Regions from separate parts of the Mus musculus genome. Here region 1 is linked to region 2. The links are chromatin loops, found by intact Hi-C in ENCODE. Cell type or tissue: left cerebral cortex. All regions are shown on one strand. Links, peaks and the distances in the headings refer to the core of each region. The heading gives the core; the rest is flanking DNA.

Region 1 (10,463 bases), core at 3,182-8,181, 54 kb before region 2:
ACCATCAACCATGCCCATGCGAATACCCCCCTGAGCAGGATGTGGTCCTGACCAGAAAGCCTTCATGGATCTTTACTTGACTTCTGACATTCTGACTTTGTTTCCTACTATCCTCACCCCACTTCAGGACTCAGCCAACTGGTCTACTTGCAACTCCCTGACTCTGTTTTTTCCATCTGTTCAACCTTCCTCCGGCTCCTCCCTCTATCTAGAAAGCATCCTGCCTTCCTTCCACCATGTCTGCCTAGTGAGCGCAATGATTACTCCAAGTAGCAGTGGTTCTGGTTTCCTTCCTTCCTTCTTTCTTTCTTTCTTTCTTTCTTTCTTTCTTTCTTTCTTTCTTTCTTTCTTTCTTTCCCCTCCCTCCCTCCCTTTCTTTCTTTCTTTCTTTCTTTCTTTCTTTCTTTCTTTCTTTCTTTCTTTCTTTCTTTCTTTTCCCTCCCTCCCTCCCTCCCTCTTTCTTTCTTTCTTTCTTTCTTTCTTTCTTTCTTTCTTTCTTTCTTTCTTTCTTTCTTTCTTTCTTTCTCTCTGCTCACCTGCCTCACCCTGCTGACCACACACGTTAACCTTAGGTCAAAGTTTATATGTTATTATTTGTGTGTATGATTTGTTTTGCGGCCAGTGTTTCTTAAGCTCTTACCATACACTGAGAATATGTACGAGGAACTTGACCGTGCTGTCTGTTTTAACTCAGTCCTCACAGCAGCCCTTCGAGATAGGCAGGACTCCCTCCATTTTATAGGACAGAAGTCGGAGGCTGTCAGAAGTTAATGATCTTGATTCCTTACTAAATGGCAAGAGTTATCACTCACTCAACAAATCGTATTCCAATCTGTGTCTGCCAGATTCCTAGGGCCCCCTGGGCCTTTCAGTATGGATTGGGAAGTCCCTCTGGGGCTATTAGCACAGCAGCCTCAGGACAGGGCAGACCATACCAGAGCCAGTTTTCTGCTCCTCTCCTTTTATTTGGATTTGTTGCACTATGTTAAAAAAAACAAAAACAAAAACAAAAAACTGTTTGGGTTTCAGTCGGCAATTAGCTGGGGCCAGCACAGCACCAAAGGAGTGACTCATGTGGACAAACAGCATCCAGGATGTTTAGTTCCACTGGGTGACCCTGATTATTGTAAACCTGAGACAGGAGTGCCAAGCCCTGGCACACCTCCAGCAGTTTCCTCTCCCTGTGCTCTGCCACCTCAATAAAACCTCCAGCCAAGTCTCCCTTCTTCCTGCTTCAATCCGGTCGGAGGGCTCAGCCTTTATAAATAGTCCATGGCAGCAGTGCTATCACTAGGAGCAGCCTTAGTTTGATAAGAGGCCCTGGCATTGATACCCTACATAGGCTCCCGAGAAATCCATAGGAAAATCAAGAACTGAGAAGAGACAGTCTCCCTCGGACTAGATTTTCACCGTTTAAGAATTGGAAACCCCCAAACTTGCTGGATCAGCTCGTATTGCTTAATGAAGAACTTTGTAATACTGCACTCATTCTCTTCCTTATTATTTAGGAGTCAAGGGTGTTCAGAGGCTGTTTGCTCAGGAGAGTGTAAACAGAGCTTGCTGATGCCCCTGGCCAACGAGCATGCCTCCAAAGCTATTTCAACATGGCAAGGGGTGTGGGCCTAGCTAAAGAGGCTGAGCCAAGAAGTAGGGGTGAAGTAACTCTATTTTGTATTTGAGGTCCATTTTTATCTTTCCATCTTCAGGACAGGCATCCCTGGGGTTGTCGTTAGCAGAATGCCCATTCCACAGCTCCCCAAACTGTGGAGTGTTGAACACCTTTCCACTGCCTTCGACTCACTTACTCGTAAGCAAATGTTTGTGGTTTAAATAAGTCTAAAGACAGAATATGCACACAACATAGAATTCTTATGTTAATATTCTTCCCTCCCTCTTAACCAGAACGGTGTCCAAGGCCTTCAATTCAATGTCTTATATGTCACAGTGGACAAAGATCTAATGACAGGCGGCAGTTGTATGGTAGAATTCTTATCTTCTACAAAGGAAATGACAGTGTTTAACACTTAGGCAAGACAACTAGGCCACAGGCCACCAAGGCCAGTGAACCAAGGTCACTGGGAAGATCATCCTGTTCACGGTCATCTTTAAAATCTATCGTGAAGTGGCTCGGTAAAAATGTAGTTGGTTATGGTCACAGCCAGGGTATTATTGGGCCTAGCAAAAGTTCTAAAAGGCCCGCTGACTGGGGCCATTTTCCAGTGATTGCAGGGTTTTTATTTTTATTTTTTTCTGTGTGTTCATACTATGTATATGGATATGGGCACACACATCCCACAGTGTGCACATGAAGGTCAGAGGATGATTCTGTGAGGCCTGTCTCTCACTATGGAGCTTCGAATGACCTTGGATTTCTGGTCCTGCTGCCCCCACCTCCCAAGTGCTAAGATTACAGACAAAGGCCACTCTATCTGGTTTACTCAGTACTGAGGAATCAAACCCAGGGCTTCATGCATGCGAAGGGAGCACTTTGTTAACTCTGCAAAATGTGGGAGGTTTGAAAACAAAAGTCTAGCACTGCAGGAGGAAAGCCAAGGGTCAAATGTAGTTGAGGTGCTGAGGGGTTCAAATAGTCCTTGTAGCTAGGTCCCAGCCATGGGGTCACTTCATTTTTAATTTTTTTAAAATTTTGTGTATATGAATGCTTGCCTGTGTGCATGAATGTGTACTGCACGCCTGCAGTGCCCTCAGAGACCAAGAGAGAGCGTCAAATCCCCTGAAACTGGAATTACAGATGGCTGTGAGCTGTCATATGCCTTCTGAGAACTGAGTTCAGATTTTCTACAAAGGCAGCAAGTTCTCTTCACCCCTGAGCCAGAGCCATTTTTTCCTCCCTTTGTGGAACATGCTATGTCCTAGAACCCGATTTGTAGATTAAGCTGGCCTCAAACTCACAAAGACCCACCTGCCTCTGCCTCCTAAGTGCTGGCGATTAAAGGGATGCAACACCAAGTCCAGTACCTATGGGCCACTCAAATATTAATGAATCCCACTTGCTTCTTTTGTGATTTGCTATGTTGTAGATAGGCTAGTGGTTAGGACCCTCCATAATTGTATTTATGGGACTGCACTGGCATTGTTAATTAACACTGGTGACTTAAAGGACTATTTTAACCCCTCAAAACCTTAGCTAGGTTTGATATTTAGCATCTCCCCTACAGTGCTAGACTTTTGACATGTTTTCAAATCTCTCACATTCTGCATAAATTTTATTCTGCCTTCCCCAATATACTTTTTGTAAATATTTCAATGTTGTCTCTACCATATGTTTTTAAGTCACTTACAGCACAAACCAAATATCGTTATTTCACTAATACCAAAACTATTTAACTTTGGTATTCCTATTGTCTTGTCATATGTCCCCCCAAAAACCAATTTTCAAAATCATTTTTGTTGTTGTGGTTGTTAGAAGACATTCACTACCTCTTTTGTGAATTATGTTGTTAACATTTTAGAGACACCTTGAAAAGGACTTGTGGCATATGCTAACATAAGTTCAAAGGAAAGAGTGGGGGGGGATATGTTGTAGAATTCAAAATCTAGAGAAGGTGGGACATGTGCTAAACACTAACCAAAGTGTGCAAGGGAACAGGCAAAGCGTTCCAGGAGGGCCTCAGCCAGCAGCTGCGAGCAACTGGATGTTAACACAGAGGGCACTTACTAGGTAGGATCCTACGGCTGGTCTCCCGAGCTTCCCACCCTCAGACCCAAGGGCTTCTGACCCCAGTCTACTACCAGTCCTTAACTTTACTTTTATCCCAGTTCCCTCCTTTCCTCTTTCTGTTTGGTCTCTCGATGTTTCCAATCACTCTCTAGGTAATTTCACCCATCTGGGAAGCAGCTACTGTCTTCTTTCTCTTTCTTTCTGAGAACTGTCACTCTTTCGGACCTTACTCCCTGAGCCAGAGCTGCTGAGAGCTCCTGAGGGTGATCTATTTTAGGAGTCCTCCGATGGGCTGGCCTCCCCCATGACGACACCAGCCTGCTTCCCTCGCTCCAGCTCCTACTCATCCCTAGAAAAAAATTGAACTCTATGGCCCCTGAAACTGTGACTGGATCTCCAAGGTCTCTATCTGGATCTAGGCTTTTTAGCTCTTTTTTTTTTTTTTTTTTTTTTTTCCCAAAGTGAGATCAGGTCAAGGGGGTGGAGTGGACAGTACCTCTTTGCAGGCGTGAAGCTCGGGTCCGGTTCCCAGGGTCACCTGGAAGGTGGTCCCAGCCCAAAGCAACAGCCACAGAAGCCGGGGTGTGCGCCTTTCAGTTTTTCCTCCGTCTCTGGCAGAAGGATGGGGGTTGTGACCAGGCTCTGCCATAGCGCTGTCCTGAGCCAGCGGCAGTAGCGGCTCAGGTGCTGCGGTGGCTGCTTATGCTGGCAGAGGAGGAAAAAAAAAAAAAAAAAAAAAAAGAGGAGGGAGGTACACAGGGGGAGGATGCAAGGGGCTGGACTCGCTTCAGTCACCTCCCTGCGGCTACGCCAAGGCAGCCCATCCTTCTTCCTCCCTCGGTCCTCTCCTCCTCCTATCCATGTCGCCTTGACAACCGCATCCTCTTCGCTCAGCGCGGGTGGGGCAGGGACCACGCGCGCCTGTGCGGCTCACCTGCCGGTCTCCATGGCAGCCGCCACCGCTGGCGCGCGGCGTGGGAGTGCACGAGCCAGGGTTTGCAACTAACCGAACAGGCTTACGTAAAGCACGCAGTAGAGAAACCCTCCAAAACATCTGCAGCAGCTCATTTCGCACCTATTACTCTTCCGGGCAGGGGGCTATTTCTAAGCATATCTTATTTTGTAAACATGGCATGTAAAACGATTAGGGGAAGACAGGCGTCTTCGTTATCTTCCAGGGATGGTCTCCTAGAGTGGCCCCAGCACTAACTGCAAAAACTAGTTCCATCCTTCCTCCCCACCAAATCCATCCACGTTTTTACAGCCGTCTCAGTGAGCAACCATGACGTCTGCATAGTTAAACAGCAAGGAGTGTGACCTAATCGACAGTTTTGCAAGTAGGACACGTGAGATCTTTGAGATATATATATATATATATATATATATATATATATATATATATATATATATATATATATATATATATTGACATTCTCTTACTCTCGTTGATTTGAAAATGGGGAAGCTCTCTTTTAGGTGAAAGCGAGAAGGAAACATTTGGGTCATCTTTTAGTGTTTCTTTCGTCAGCTTTCGCAGAAATCCCATGCCTTGGGAAGCCAGCGTTTTCCAACAGAGGCTCCAGAGTGCGTATCCAGGTCGCCTTCCCTCCATTCACAGCAGCCTCCTCTCAAGGAGCCTTCTTAGTTGAACCGCCAGGTGGCGCATCAGAATACATCTGTCATAACTGGAGGGATAGCTGCCTAGCAACTAAAAATTGGGCGTTCCAAACAATTGGGACCCGGGATCCTCTGCGAACCAGGTCGTGCTGAGGCTGCACTAGTCTCCAGGGAGTAAGCGTGCGTCTCTGGGCCTTTAAACATGCTTCAGCCTCAGGAAACTTTCTCGAACCCTGCCTTACGCGACGAAGACAAACATTTGGGAAATCTGTGGGCTTCTAAGGTACATTGAGGTTTCCTCAGCAAATTCCCAGTGGGGCCTGCAGGAAATTCTTGGTAACCTAACTCTGATGAGATCACCAAGTATCAAAGAAATCTGTTTTCTGCCTGTCTCCTAGGTCCGCTATTTGCGTCTGATAACGTTTTGGAAGTGGTTTTGAGCAGAGGGAAGGGAACTGAGCTCTAATGTAGAACAAGGTCTGTCAAAGCAGTGATGGGGAATATAAATGATGGGGAAATATAATAATAGTCAGGGTTCCACCAAGCTACCCTTTTGTCTTGGCTTGGCATGTGTACTCCAAAGACAGATGAGAGGTAGAATGGAAGAAAATCTCTGAAAGACACCAGGTCATACTTCAAGCAAGTCTTCATGGTACCTCTGGCCTCTGGCTGATGCAAGAACACATTTGTATACGTGTGTGTGTTTAGTTATGTTCAGTGGAAATATACACCATCTTTTTCCTAGTCTGAGTATTTGGGATATTTGAAGAGATGCACAATAAAGCGAATTAAGTGGTAATTTGAGCTTGATAACAACACCAAAGAATTTCCTTTTCTTCAATATTTGCGGCTTATGTGCCAGGCATGCTGGGAAACACTGAGAAAACATAGCCTCAATTTAGATATAGTTACTGTCCGGTTAGCTTAGTAAGGAAGACAGGCCAGCCCCTGCATCAGTCACTTAGTGGGTAGCACAACTGATCCTCATATTTGGTGGGTGAAGGGGACGACCAGGAACTCTCAGCCTGCCTGAGCTATGAGAATCTGTTTACAAACAAACAACCAAACCCACAGACATAACAAAAACCAAAATGCACTTCCCTCAGAGGCACATGCACTGTGGTGGAGTCATAGGTAGAGTGCCCAAGAATAGGGGCATAAAGGAGGGGTTTCTAAAAGAAAGTGAGTGACATCTGTTGAGTTACCTGAGACACGTGAAAAAGGTGTGCGTGTGTGTGTTTGTGTGTGTGAAGTTAGAAAGAAGGAAAGAAATATCAGCTACTGGGGATAGGAAGCAGTAGGTGCAGATACATTCGAAGGAGAGACAGAGCATCCTGGAGAACTGCTAACTCCAGAAAAGTCGAATGTCAGTGCGAAACAGCGACACTCAGACTGGTGCTAGAGACGACCTCGGTGGCTGAATGCTGTGAGCATTGTGTTAGTGGGCTAGGAGCCATCACAGAGCTGTTGGGAATCACGAGACTTCAAGTACTAGAGTGTCACAGAGTGTTAGAAATCACACACAGCTGTGACATGTCTTTCAGTAAATGTGTGTTCAGTGTATAAGTATAAGCCAAATCGAGGGCCTACAGGCTTGACTACATAGCAAGGTCGAGACTAGTCTAAATTATATGAGACACTGTCTCAAAAACCAAAACTGGTGGCCTATGTGGATAAACTTGATCAAGAGAGGATGCTGTTAACATTTATGGGATTGGTCTTACGAGTATCATATGCTCAGCTCCATTGAGTTAATTGTAAATAAGTCACTGCTGCTAGACACGTACTTTGATTATATCCTTGACAACTATGAATAGCTGCATGTAGCTGCAGTGAAAGAGAAATTAGAGTCTCAAGATAGCTTGCTGTGGAAGTCCTGGATACCCAAAGGAATTGAGTTAGCAGAAGGATGCCTACACATGTAGGTATTTACTATGGCTCTGATAATCACAGTCCCCAATTTAAAAAAAAATAGCCTAGGTATCTGCCCACATGAATGGCTATATGTGAGAGACATAAACAACCAAGTATCATTTAGTCATAAAGGACAGTTATATTTTCCAGGAGTTGGATGCAACATAATAAGACAGATGAGGCAGATTCAGAAAGGCAGATGTGGCATATGTAAAATCTACTCTTATATTTAAGGATGTGAGACAGTATCTAAGGGGTTGAACTTGCCTAGCCTGAGTTTGACCCCTAACAAAGCAAGTGGGAATGAGACATGAACGTAGAAAGGGGACTAATTGGAAGAGGAATGAGAGAGGATAACAGGGTTGGGGGGCGGGGAAATATGGTCGGAGTTCTCTGTGCTATCACGATGAAGCCTGTTTTGTATAGTTAGTGTGTGCTAATATTAAAAGATTACATTTGTCAATGTTCAGAGACTCCTATTACAGAATTGGTGACCAATAAATAGAGGCTCTTCTGGCTTGAAAAAGAAAAGGGAAGAAATCACATGGAGCAGTGGACTGGCTAGGCTGGGAGCGAGACAGAAGGGCACCTGCTGGGAGGCAAGTGCAGTGGTCATTGGGAAGCAGGTGCAGTAGTCAACCGGTGGGCAGGTGATGAACAGAAGAGTAACCGACATCAGTGACAGGTGATAAGATGCGAGTTTGAGAAGGATGCAAAGGACCAGGCAGTGGGATTTGATGCCTGACTCCACATGGGTATAAGGAAATGGATAAATACAAGATAGACTCCTGGATTTCCGGGGGTTCAATTAACACCATTACTGAAATGGAGCATCTTAAGGAAGCAGGTTTGAACAGAAAGATGTTGACATCAATTATGTAGGTGCTTGTGTGGTGCCTCTGAAATCTTTAAATGATTGTGTGTTATGCAGGCTTGAGAAGGTAGGGTTGAAAATGTATGTCTAGGAGCTACACGGCTTATGTGCTGTTTAAAAGTGTAGTAGAAAAGCCGCCTGCCCTGTGAATATAAGAGTAAGACATGAGGGACTGGAGAGATAGATGGCTTAGTGGTTAAGAGCATTGACTGGTCTTTCAGAGGTCTTGAGTTCAATTCCCAGCACCCACTTGGTAGCTCATAAGTGTCTGTAACTCCTGGCTCTGACGTCCTCACACAGACATGCATGCACCAATGCACATAAAATAAAAATAGTTAAAAAAAATAAAACAAACAAAAAGATACTCTCTTGAGAAGCCTGAGCAGAGAAGGAAAGTGTAACAGCCAGAGACCGGAGTTAAACCGGATGGAGTTGGCCTACAGGATGGAGAAGTATTGGTGGGGTTTCAGAGTTACGGTGCCAGAAGTGTCTCAGGAACCAAAAAAAAAAAAAAAAAAAAAAGAAAAAGAAAAAGAAAAAGAAAAAGAAAAAAAAAAGATGAGGGCTGGAAAGATCCTTCTAGAAGCCACAGAGGTCATAGGTCAATAACCAGTTTCAATGGACACTGGAGGAGAGGCAAGAACATAAAGGGTTGGAGACAGGAATGGGGAGGAAGGGGAGTTAGTAATTGTTGACCCTTGAAGAAGGGTGTTTCTGTGGAGAAGGTGACAGGGTGGTAGATACAGCACCATAGGTCAGATGGTACAGAGGGTGGGGTCAGAGGAGGGGGTGGGGAACAGTACATATGGAAAGGACTGGGAAGGGCTGGGTCTAGAGAAACTTCCTCCTGAGTAAAGAGACTTCTCCTCTTGATCAAAGGAGAGAGAGTCTGCAGATTGGCATCAGTGTTGATAGTTGGATTTTTTTTCTGTTTGTTTTTGTTTGTTTGTTTTGGACAGGGTTTCTCTGTGTAGCCCCGACAGACCTAGAACTTGTCTGTAGACCAGGCTATCCTCAAACTCACAGAGATCCACCTGCTTCTGCCTCCTCTCATTTATACTTATATTCAGCCTTTCATTTTTATTGTTGTTGTTTGGTTCTGATTTTGAGGACAGGGTTTCTCTATGTAGCCCTGGTTGTCCTGGAACTTGCTATGTAGACCAGGGTGCCTTCTAATTCAGAGATCTGCCTGCCTCTGCCTCTGCCTCTGCCTCTGCCTCTGCCTCTGCCTCTGCCTCTGCCTCTGCCTCTGCCTCTGCCTCTGCCTCTGCCTCTGCCTCTGCCTCTGCCTCTGCCTCTGCCTCTGCCTCTGCCTCCTCTGCCTCTGTCTGCCAAAGGCATGCACCACCACCACCTGGCCTTAGTGAAAGGCCATCTCCTTGTGCCAATAGAGAAGATGTTGAGCCCTGTATAGCTTTTGTAGAGTGTGGCAGAGCCACTTGGAGACACAGCAGAGCAAAGGCAGTAGCTGAATCTGTATTTGCATCACGTATACATATTTTACATTCTTGTCTGATCCTGCTGTTCAACTAAGATTTATCTGAGTTAATCATACAGCAGTTTGCTATGTGATGGGAGAGGAGGCTAGATAGTAGGCTATTGGTAGAGTTCGGCCACTGGTTTGATCAGGCCCTAGTTTTTAAGTACCTGTGTTAGGTCATTGTCCTTGCTACTGAGGACACATGCAGTGGTGAAAATATTCATTTTCTATATACAAGAAAAATCAAATTTTTTCTCACAATGTCTGTGGTGTTTATAGAACTGAGTGTCTGATGACTTCTTTTATGATGTTCCTTTCCTCCGTGAGTTATTCTTCCTTGAATAATCTTTTTCTCACCTAGACAACACACATTCTTTGTTCCCCTTCGCCTCTCATGGGACTCTTCCTGCCCTAGTGAAAATAGAGCCTTTTAGTTGAGTTCCTCTTCTGCACACCTCAACTACTACTGCATGTGGACAACTTGCTTTATCTTATTTGTTTCCAGTGCTCCAGCAAGCCATACACTTCCGGTTTTCTGTTCATTAGAAATCCAAACTTGGGACTTATAAACATGACCATATCATCGTCATGCCCGGCTCCCTGAGCCCCCTTCTTTATTTCCAGGTTCCCGACCCACCGGTTTCTTGTTTCCAAGGCCCACTTCAATGATTTCTCACTCAGAGAGCTCAGGGAGTCGTCGCCCCTGCTACTGTGCCTCTCCATACAACGGGATGAAGCACATGAGCCATACTGCGTCAGCAAGGTGTCTGGGAACTAGGTCCTGTGTGTGGTTTCTCTTGCAGAAATCGCTGTATAAGAACCCAGCTCACCTTGCGCAACAGCAGGATCCCTGGAGTCGGCTCAGCTCAACCCCCACAGCCACGTCCAGAAGTCGA
Region 2 (10,463 bases), core at 3,402-8,401:
ACAAGAGTTATGCAAGAGTCATTAGCAAGAGTTATCCATGCAGCTCTGCTTATCTCTTTAATGTGACTTAGAATATATAATTTATTTAAATATTGAGTTTAGAGGTCCTTCTTTCCCACCATAATTAGGAACTGTGTGTTCTCTTTCCAAGTTGCTTTTGTTAGGTATTTGATAGCACTGATTTAAAAAAAAAAAAAAAACAATAAATACAACATATAGCATACAGTATCTATCCAGACTTTATGGAAAGTTCTACTAAGTAGCTTCAAGCTCATTCCTTATTTTTTTTATCACACTTACTTATTTTGTGTATGTTTGCCTATGTGCATGCATGTGCCGTAGCACTCATGTGAAGATCAGAAGACAACTTATGCGAGTTGGGTCTTTTCTTCCACCTAGTGGGTCCCTGAGTTCAAAGTTAGGCCATCAGGCTTGGTGGCAAGTGCCTTAAACTGAAGAGCCAGCTTACTGACCCTAGAATATTGATTTTTCTTTTTTACAAAATTTTTATTAATGTTCATATAATTACTTAATATAAATATAAATGTCCTTATTTGAAACAATGGTGTATTTTTTTAAACTAGGTTTAACCATACATGTATAATCTAAGCTTTTGTCAAGGAGCCTTGGCTAGATCCATGTGCATTTGTTTTTGGGTTGGTTGGTTGGGGGAGGTTGGAGTGGAAGGGAAAGAATTATGACAGGGTCTCATGTAGCCCAGGCTCTCCAGGAACTTCCTATGTAGAAGAGGCTGGCCTTGAATTTCTGATCTTCATGCCTCTTGTTAGTTGGGAATACAGATATGGGCCACCTCACATGGTCCTGGATTTAATCCTTGAATCTGTTGAAGGAGAAGCCAAGGCTAGGATGCTGCTGACCCTGAAGCAGAAAACTTCTGGTGTGCTTAAGTTTTCATAAGAGCGGCTCTTTTAAAATAAGCCCTCTTATTTCCACGGAACTCTCTCTCTCTCTCTGAATACCTTGGATTAAAATGTCCTAGTTTAGGTTTGTGCTCGGATTCCTTTGTGACATCTGGGGAAAACCAAAAGCTTCTATTCACCTTTTTAGAAGTGAGATTTGAGAATCATATTCAAAGGTACCCACCTAAGCCTGTAGGCATTTAAGTCATAAGGCACCATGAGTCATTTTGTCGTGTTAGAACCTGTGCTTTCAAGCGATGCCTGACCTAGTTCCTGAATCACAGTAGGCATTCAGTAGATGTTTAGTGAATGACTGAGGCAGCACCTCAGGATCTAAGGACAGTCCATCTAAGAAAGCTTTGTCTTCTGAACAGTTCATTGCTATGCAGCTAGGAGAGTGAAAGGCAAGAAGATCTAATCTTAGCCCTGAGGCTGAGTATTGAAAAGCGATACCTTAGCCTTACAGATATTAAGGTTGTGTGGTAAGACCTGATGTTACATTAGGAAGCAAATATACAAATAGTCATTGCATTACCAACATACAATGGTAAGGTAGACCAGCTGTCTTATTCCAGTCTGGTCCTTTTCTTTCTGGTACCTCCTTTTCCCAGAAGTATGAAGAGTGTGTATTTGCTTCTAACAGTCTGAGTTTTACTGAAAATTCAGATGTATGCTGAACTGCTGGCAAAGGTATGGAGAACATAAACACACAACCTCAAATCCTCCACAACTCATCACAATAAGGTTCATTTTCTTTCTGTTTTTTCTTTAAGATGGGGTTTCTGTATGAAGCCCTCCCTGGCTGTCCTGGAACTCCAGGCTGGCCTCAAACTCCTCTTGCTTCTGCCTTCCCATGGCTGGGATTAAAGGTGTGCCCCACCATTGCCTGAAAAGGTTCATTTTCTTTAAGTTAAAATTTGGGGTTGATACAAGGAATTAGGGCAGGAAATAAGGAGTAAGGTTTTAAGAGTTTTGTCTGTGGGGGTCTTGATCATGTTTGTTTTTCTCAGCCAACTAAAGAAATAAAAGGCAGGAAAAAAAAATCTCAGACATAGCATGCAACAAGCTATTACAAGTGAAACACAGGCCACAAGTACAGAGAAAGACTCCCCACAGAGCAGAGGGGGCCATCAGGATCTGAAGTCTGTTTTTCCAGGGAAGGACTGGGAGTTTTAAGTGCTTTTGGTGGCCTGAGACAGGTCCCCTTCCCCTAATTTTGAGTTAGCCAGCTTCAGGTAAACATGTATTTACAGTGGTATGGGGCAGGGACTTTTCCCTTGCCCTGAGACTGGTTTGGTCTATTGAGACAAATAAAGGGGAGCTAACAGACCCACCGCTTCATGAATGTGTTCAGGACTGTCCTTGAACATATCTGACCAGTTCAAACTGGTGAGGGGGAAGGAGGCCCTGCTTGTCAGAAGAAAAGTCAGATTAAAATATATAAAGGCAGGTTTATTGCCAGGAGGAGGGAGAAAGGGAATGAGGACGAGAAAGAGAGAAAGAGTGAGGCCATGTGCAGAGAGGGTAGGGAGAGGGAGAGCATGAAAGAGATCAAAATGTCTGTCTTATATAGGGAAGAGCCTCTGGAGGAAGGGCAGCCCAGCCCCTGGGCTGGCAAGTTCAGGATTGGGGGCAGGGTATGCCTGGTAGGGACTGAAGAATGCTGGGAGGACCTGGAGGCCAGTCTGCTTTGACAAGTAAAGTTTACACCTCAGCCCCTTGTCCCATGGTCTAAAACCAAACACTGAGAAGATTCATAATAAATCTTACCAGAGTTATTAGGGGCAGAGCCTAGATCCTGGCAGCCCTAGTAACCTAGGTTCAGTCACTGGCTCTTCAATATGCCAATTAAAGCAATAGCAAAAGGCAGAGAAAGATTTCTTCAATGTGACCACATTAGGAAGAAGAACAAAGAAGAACAGTGACCCTCCAAGTCCCTCTTCATGGAGTTTAGGTTCAATCAGAGGGCCAGAAGCATGCATTGGCTAAGCCCTCTTGGTCTGGATTTCTGCCTCTGGCAGTGTAACCAGATGTCAACATTGTTGGAAATCTTCCTGGGGCGCCCCCCACCCCCCCAGACAAGGTCTTCCTCTGGCTGGCACCAGGCCTTTCCCAGCGTGAGATTCCCAGTGAAATTCTAATTTCCTAGGGACTAGTCTCAAGAGTCTGGTAACTGAAAGGAGGGGCCCACATTTCCCTTCAAATGTCTTCATTCCTGCCAAGCTGCTTGTGGTGGTCTGAATGAGAATGGCCCCCTATGCTCAAATATTTGAATGCTTAGTTACCAGGGAGTTACACTATTAGAAAGAATTCAAAGAGTTAGGAGGTGCTGCCTTGTTGGAGGAAGTGTGTCACTGGGGGTGGGGTTTAAGATTTTAAAAGCCCATGCCAGGCCCAGAGTCTCTTGGCCTAAATTCAGGATGTCTGTTTTCAGCTGTTCCTCTAGTATCTGCCTGTAGGCTGTCTTGCTTCTTGTCATGTTGATAATGGACTGAAGCTCTGAAACTGTGAGCCAGTCCCAGATAAAAGGTTTTTTCCTCTTAATTTATTTATTTATTATATGTAAGTACATTGTAGCTGTCTTTAGACACACCAGAAGAAGGCATCAGATCTCATTACAGATGGTTGTGAGCCACCATGTGGTTGCTGGGAATTGAACTCAGGACCTCTGGAAGAGCAGTCAGTGCTCTTAACTGCTGAGCCATCTCTCCATCCCTAGAAGCTTTTTCTTATAACACTTGCCTTCATCAGGTGGTCTCTTTAGAGCAATAGAATAGTGACTAAGATACTATATGATTTTCTTCTAGGATTTAGGTGAACTGGGCAATTGATGTTTTGAAGTTCAGATATTTTAATTTCTCCCTGAAATTAAAAATGTTCTCTCTACAACTTTTAAACTACGACTTATCTTTTTGGGTTTCCCTCCTCCTCCCTCTCCTCCTCTCCCTCCTCCTCTCCCTCCTCCTTCCTCTTCTCCCCCTCTTCTGTGCATGTGTATATGTGTATGAAGCCAGAATTGATAGTGCTTGACTCTGATCACTCTTCATCCTATTCATTAAGGCAACGTTTCTCCTTGACAGAGTTTGACAGTTAGTCAGCTTGTGTCCCTCACTCCCATGATCCATCTCTGCTTCTGAAGCTCCGGGTTTACAGGTGGCCACCAGCCTTGAATAACTACTGATGATCCAAACCCTGTTCTTCATGACTGCATGGCAAGCACTAACCACAGACCCATCTCTGCAGTCCCATCTTATTTTGAGACAGACTCTTACTATGTAGCTGGGCTCAGACTGGCCTCCAATCTGCAATACTCTTTATCCTGCTGGAATTACAGGCATGCACCAACATACTTGGTCTTTAAAGTATTGTATTTATTTATTGGATATGTTATGTGCATACACAATGCTGTGACTCACCTGGCCATTTATCTTGAACTGGATTTTTTGTCTGTTTGTTTTTGAGGTCCCAGCCTTTGCTGGCTGGAACTCATTATGTAAACCAGGCCAGGTAAATCTCTCATAAGTCTACCTCTGCCTCCTGAGTTCTGGATTCTTTATGCTAAGGTTCCTGGAGGTTCAGCTCCTTGAGCAGTACGTATCTGGGGGAATACTACTACACAAATGTGTAGGAGTGAGGTTACTACTGTAAATAAAAGGGCAGTTCAAAACAGCAGCCTTGTTAAGTGCTTCAAGATAGGATTAGCTTTACACATGGAGAGCCTGGAAGGGGATGGTTTTCATGGAGGGAGATGGAGTACGGAAAAGGGCAAGGAAGGAGTATTTATTTCACTTAAGCTTTATTAGTTAATCGTTGGAGTAGAATTAAGAGTCAAACCCAGTGCACAGAAGACATTTGGAAGTGTCAGACAGGTTGTCCTAGCTACTTTTTTTATTGATGTGATGAAACACCACGACCAAGGCAACTTATAAAAGACAGCATTTAATTTTTAGCTCAGGGTTCCAGAGGGTTAGTTCATGACGGTCTTGGCAGTGAATGTGCCAGCAGACAGGGAGGCCTGATGCTGGAGCAGTTGCTAACAGCTTACACGTGATCCACAAGCACCAGACATAAAACGAAGAAAAGGCTGGCTTGGGACTGGAGAGATGGCTCAGCGGTTAAGAACACTGACTGCTCTATTTGGAGGTCCTGAGTTCAAATCCTGACAACCACATGGTGGCTCACAACCATCCATAGTGAGATCTGATGCCCTCTTCTGGGGTGTCTGGCGACAGCTACAGTGTACTTACATATAATAAATAAATCTTACAAAAAAAAAAAAAAGCCAGAAAGGACTGGCTCTTGAAACCTCCAAGACCACCCTCAGTGACATCTCTTCCAACTTGTTCACACCTAATCCAGTGGTTCTCAACCTTCCTAATGCTGCGACTCTTTAATACAGTTGCTCATCTTTTGGTGGCCTCCTCACCCCCAGCCATAAAATTATTTTCGTTGCTACTTCAGACCAGTTGGTTACTGCTATGAATTGAAATTATATGATATGTTACCCTCCTAGGAGGTGTTGGGACCCATACGTTGAGAACTGCTATCCTTATCTTTTCCTGTCAGTCCAGTAACTGGGGACAAGCATTCAAATGCATGAGTATGGGGGCAATTCTCATTCAAACTACCACACCTGTCCACGCTATTTTGGGACATAACATAGCGTCACCCGAAGGTTCTGGGCCTACATTCTCCTTACAGTCATCTCCTAAACCATAAGAGCAGAGAAGGCGAGGGCCAGGAGCCTCCAGGCGTCAGTCTTAGATTCTGCCCGCCCCCGTGTTAGGCCCCGCCTCTAGGCCCCGCCCTACCCTCCTGGGCTGGCCCAGCCGACTCTTCTGCTCAGGCACCTGCCTAGCCGCCTCGCGAGGAGGGGTCCTGAGGCGGCTCCAGGGACGAGCAGTGATTGGCTGCAGCTGGCGGCTGGAGCTCCGTTCCAGCGGCGCTTGACAACCGCAGTCCGCGGAGCGGAGCGGTCGGAGGCGGGATCGGGGCGGACGCGAGCAGGACCGGCTGACGAGCTGATGGATTGACGTGCGGGCTGCTTAGCCCAGACCGCCGCCCTCGCGCTCGCGCCTTAGACTGGAATTGGCTGTCTCGGGGCTCTGGCCGCCGGCCTCTCCTCCGCGTTTTCCTCCACCGCTTCTGCCGGCTCCGCCCGGAGCTCTCAGGTGAGCGGATTCCAGGAGGCGGGGGCGGGCCGCCGTGCACCGTGGGTTGCCATGGTCACCCGTCGCCACCTGTCACTAGCCTGATGCGGCGCAGACCCCACAGCCCCTTGGGCGGCGTTCGCAGCCGGGAGGAGTGTCTTGGGTAGGCTTTGGTGGCGACTGCGAGAAGATGGGATGCGGGCGAGGCCCGGGTGTCTCGGGGACAGGACCTGGGACCCGCCAGGCAATCTATCCAGGCCGCCACTGCTGGACCACACCTTCCCCTACTTGCCAGTCTGATTCGGGCGGCTGGGCGATGCCCCTCGCCCTGGTATGGAGTATCCACCTCGCCGCTGCTGAGGGGCGCGAGGAGGGCTGACTGGGCTGCATCTGCCTCGCCCCTCTATTGGGCTGGGGCGAGACTGAGGGCTGCGCGCTGGTCCCTTTCCCTGCTCGCCTTGGCCGGCGAATGGGTAGGGAGTGGCGGGGTTGAGGGTTTGTGGGGGATCCGGGTTTGCCCTTTCTGACGCCAGGCCAGTGGCTGTTAGGAGCAGTCCTGTGGGGTCTGGGAGGGTGGGGACAGGGGCATCGACTGAATTTCGAACGTGATTTGTTCCCGGGGACGCCTGCGTAAGACACCGGAGGTTATGGAACTCAGAGGGTTAAGCTGCTTAGCTGTATTGGGGAGAAAAAGATTGGGGCTCTAGCTCTGGGACGACGCCTTTGGCAAAGGGGTAGGAACCAAGTAGGCAGCGGCAGTATTTGACCTGATGATTTCCCCCCTGTACATCCAGACATGCAGCTAGTAACTACGAAGGGTGTCGTCTGAGGGGAGCTTTTTTTTTTTTTTTTTTTTTTTGGCAACTTGGTTCTCACTGCATAATGAGAGGAGAAGTCTTTGTTCCACCCAGATTCATCGGTTGAAATCCTGACACTTAGTTTCCCCCCTTTGTTGTAGAGAGTTCATAGAATGCTATAAAAAGTTAATGGCACAGGAATTAACATACAGGTTTAAAAGGGCTGTAAATCTTTTTCACAGATAATACCACTTCTTTTTTTTGGGGGGGGGTCTCAAGTGTTGGCATATGTTATGTTAGCATTTTACTAGAAAGGAGAAACGCCTAGCAGTCGAATTTTCTTTATATGGCACATTCTGGAGGTCTTATTTAGGTGGGAGATATAACGAATCATTGTGCATTAAGGTTTGGAGGAGGGGGAGGAACATTGCTTCCAACAACAAAGTAACACGTAAATGGGAAAGACAAGGAAATAATCCATAACAGTATATGTAAGGCAAACAACCAGATCATGAACTTGAATTGGGCTGCCATTACTGAGTGTGTGTGTGTGTGTGTGTGTGTGTGAGAGAGAGAGAGAGAGAGAGAGAGAGAGAGATTTAACTTATTTCCCACCTTGCCACTTTTCTAGGTTTTTTTTTTTTTTTGTGAAAATCAGTAGTAGGAATGTATCATAAGAGAGCAAGAGTGCTAATCAGTGTTTGCAGTTACATAATTGTGCAGTTTCTTTCTGTTTGTCAAATAGTTTGTTATTGAATGGACACCGTATGACTTGTTTAGTATATGCTACAGTTTGAAAAGCAAATAAGAAATATGTCAAAATAAGAAAAATGTCCAATTTTCCTTGGTAGGTCAGTTGCCTGAAAATCAGATTGCCTGGATGGAAGCTTCTCTTTGCTTCTGTAATTACAGTCTTGGAAGAGATATTTATCCTACCATTGACCTTGTTTTCTTATTCTGTGAAATAGGGATAATGCCTGGTGTTGTTTTAGTCTGAGAGTGGACTGTGATGTTGAATAAATCAGTTCAGTTGCAAGTGCTTTGGAAAATATTAAGGAATCTGTTGACTACCTTTTACCAGAGGGGAACACTGAGAGGGAGTATTATCATTTTCTGTGTAATCTTTTTAACATTTCTAGATTCAAGACCTTTTTTATTACAGTGGCCTTAAAAGGCTTATGAGAAAAATGGAGGCGTTTCCTCATTCTCAGTAGAGGGTTTGCTTCAGTTGTGGTGATGTGGGGAAGGAGGGTTTTGCTTTTGTATATGAGTTAGTGATACTTTCTTGCAAATAAGGCTACTGCTAATAACTGAGGAGTTATATTTGGCACTAGATAATCCTCACTGCAGGTCACAGGTTCATGACTAATGCAAACATAACTTTATCCCCTCTGACCTAAGTTTTTCAAATTGAGGTATTGACACTAATTCAGGCTGGGTCTGTAGTTCAGTGGCTGAGTACTGTCTAGCTTGATTCCCAGAACAACAGAAATAAAGTTCTGTTGAATAAGCTTCAGTATTCAAGAAAAAGATCTGTAGGTGTGTAAATGACACATGAAATAGTCCTTAATTTCATTTGAAGAATTGGATAAATTCATACAAATCAAAGATGACACAAAGAGAAGGCAATATTAACATTAATTTCTAAGATAACATTTAGAGATTTCAAAATAGACTTCCTGTTGGACTTGACTGAAGCTAAGTGAATTCTAAGCTGTGTTTAGTTTTTTTCTGTCCTAAGTGCAAAAGTTTAAGAAGCTTTGTTTTAGGCATTCTTAATTAATGAATGGAAAATCCTCACATAGCACAGGAAAAACGGCCTTTTTCATTTTTACAGTTCCAATTTTAAAAAGGTTCACCGTTACTTAAATTCTAACTTCCCCTCTTGGTTTTATGTTTTTTTATTTGTATGCCCTGGACCTCTCCATAGAGCAGGCTGGCTTCCAACATACAACATCTGCCTGCCTCTGCCTCCCAAGGAGTGTTGGGACTAAAGGTGTGTGCCATCACTGTCCACCTTATTCCCTCTTGTTTGTTTATTTTTTAAGATTTATTTATTTTATTTTATTTTATGTATATGAGTATACTGTAACTGTACTGATGGTTGTGAGCCGTCATGCGGTTGCTGAGAATTTTATTCAGGACCTCTGTTCGCTCCAGCCCCGCTCGCTCCGGCCCTGCTCACTTTGGCCCTGCTCGCTCTGGCCCAAAGATTTATTTATTATTAAATGTAAGTACACTGTAGCTGTCTTCAGACACACCAGAAGAGGGCATCAGATCTCATTACGGATGGTTGTGAGCCACCATGTGTTTGCTGGGATTTGAACTCAGGATCTTCGGAAGAGTAGTCAGTGCTCTTAACCACTGAGCCATCTCTCCAGCCCTCCCTCTTGTTTTAAGCCCTGTAAAAAGTTAGAGTATTGTATTGGAAATGGTGAAGAATTTTAGTTTACATCAGTGGCTCTCAACCTATGCGTTTCTACCCATTTTGTTGAACTATCCCTTCACAGTGATGAATGTCAGATACCTTACATATCAGATATTTACATTATTATTCATAACAGTAGAAAAATTACAGTTACAAAGTAGCAATGAAAATAATTTTGTGATTGGGGGTCACCACAACATGAAGAACTGTATTAAGGGGTCCCAGCATTAGGAAGGTTGAGAAGCACTGGTTTAGATAGACTGATTAACTCATTTCATTCTGGGCTTGAACTTATTTTCTCTACGGGCAGATTTCACACCTCTGAGCATAAGTAATCACCTATAAAAGGATGATCACAGGGGCATGGGAACTATATAGATGATGGATGGAAGGATCCAGCTAGGACCCAATGTAAATGAATGTTAGTACCTTTTCACTTTTTCCTTGTAGAGTCAAAGACTAATAATCTGGAGCTGAAGAGATGGCTCCTTGGCTAAGAGCACTGGCTACTCTTCCAGAGGACCTGAGTTCAAGTCCCAACACTCATGTGGTGGCTTATAACTATCTGTGAATCTAGTCCAGGGGATCTAACATAACACCCTCTTCTTACTTCTGTATGCACCAGGCACCTAGGTGATGCACAGATATACAGGCAGGGAAAACACTCATACATATTATAAATAAAATACAAAATTTAGAAAGAAGAATAAATTTTTACACACATTTTTTAAAAAGAATTTATTTATTTATTTTCTATATATATATATATGACGAGTACACTGTAGCTGTTTTCAGAGACACCAGAAGGAGGCATCAGATCCCATTACAGATGGTTGTGAGCCACCATGTGGTTGCTTGGAATTGAACTCAGGACCTCTGGAAGAGCAGTCAGTGCTCTTAACCACTGAGCCATCTCTCCAACCCTTTACCCATATTTTTAACAGGAAACTTCACTGCTTCCTGAACTTCCTTGATATTTTATATTTAATTTTTTAGATACTTCTTCATTTTTTTATAACATATCACACTTTCTTTTTTTTTTAAATTAGGTATTTATTTCAGTTACATTTCCAATGCTATCCCAAAAGTCCCCCACACGCTCCCCCACCCACTCCCCCACCCACCCACTCCCCCACCCTCCCTCTCCCACTTCTTGGCCCTGGCATTC

The links. Peaks named below come from ENCODE experiments on the same cell type or tissue, not always from the same donor. Only the 100,000 strongest peaks of a DNase experiment are listed, where the experiment ranks them.
Region 1: it touches region 2 in a loop (9-fold over the local background); 1 of 42 quality-filtered maps calls a loop at or near these places.

What each region holds. Positions count from the first base shown.
Region 1 is chr3:108,532,118-108,542,580 of GRCm38, forward strand. It overlaps Elapor1 (endosome-lysosome associated apoptosis and autophagy regulator 1), which reads right to left and starts at 4,424. Exons shown (of 22, transcript NM_001346518.1): 1 at 4,179-4,424. The coding sequence starts at 4,331. 1700013F07Rik (RIKEN cDNA 1700013F07 gene) reads left to right here and starts at 5,467. Exons shown (of 5, transcript NM_029314.1): 1 at 5,467-5,582; 2 at 10,371-10,463. The coding sequence starts at 5,502. In left cerebral cortex, for the core only: a CTCF peak has its summit at 5,335; DNase peaks (open chromatin) are centred at 3,999, 4,584, 4,907 and 5,341; H3K4me3 peaks cover 2,445 bases; H3K27ac peaks cover 2,018 bases.
Region 2 is chr3:108,585,507-108,595,969 of GRCm38, forward strand. Wdr47 (WD repeat domain 47) reads left to right here and starts at 5,772. Exons shown (of 15, transcript NM_181400.3): 1 at 5,772-6,091. In left cerebral cortex, for the core only: CTCF peaks have their summits at 5,684 and 5,887; DNase peaks (open chromatin) are centred at 5,054, 5,805 and 6,713; H3K4me3 peaks cover 2,445 bases; H3K27ac peaks cover 1,633 bases.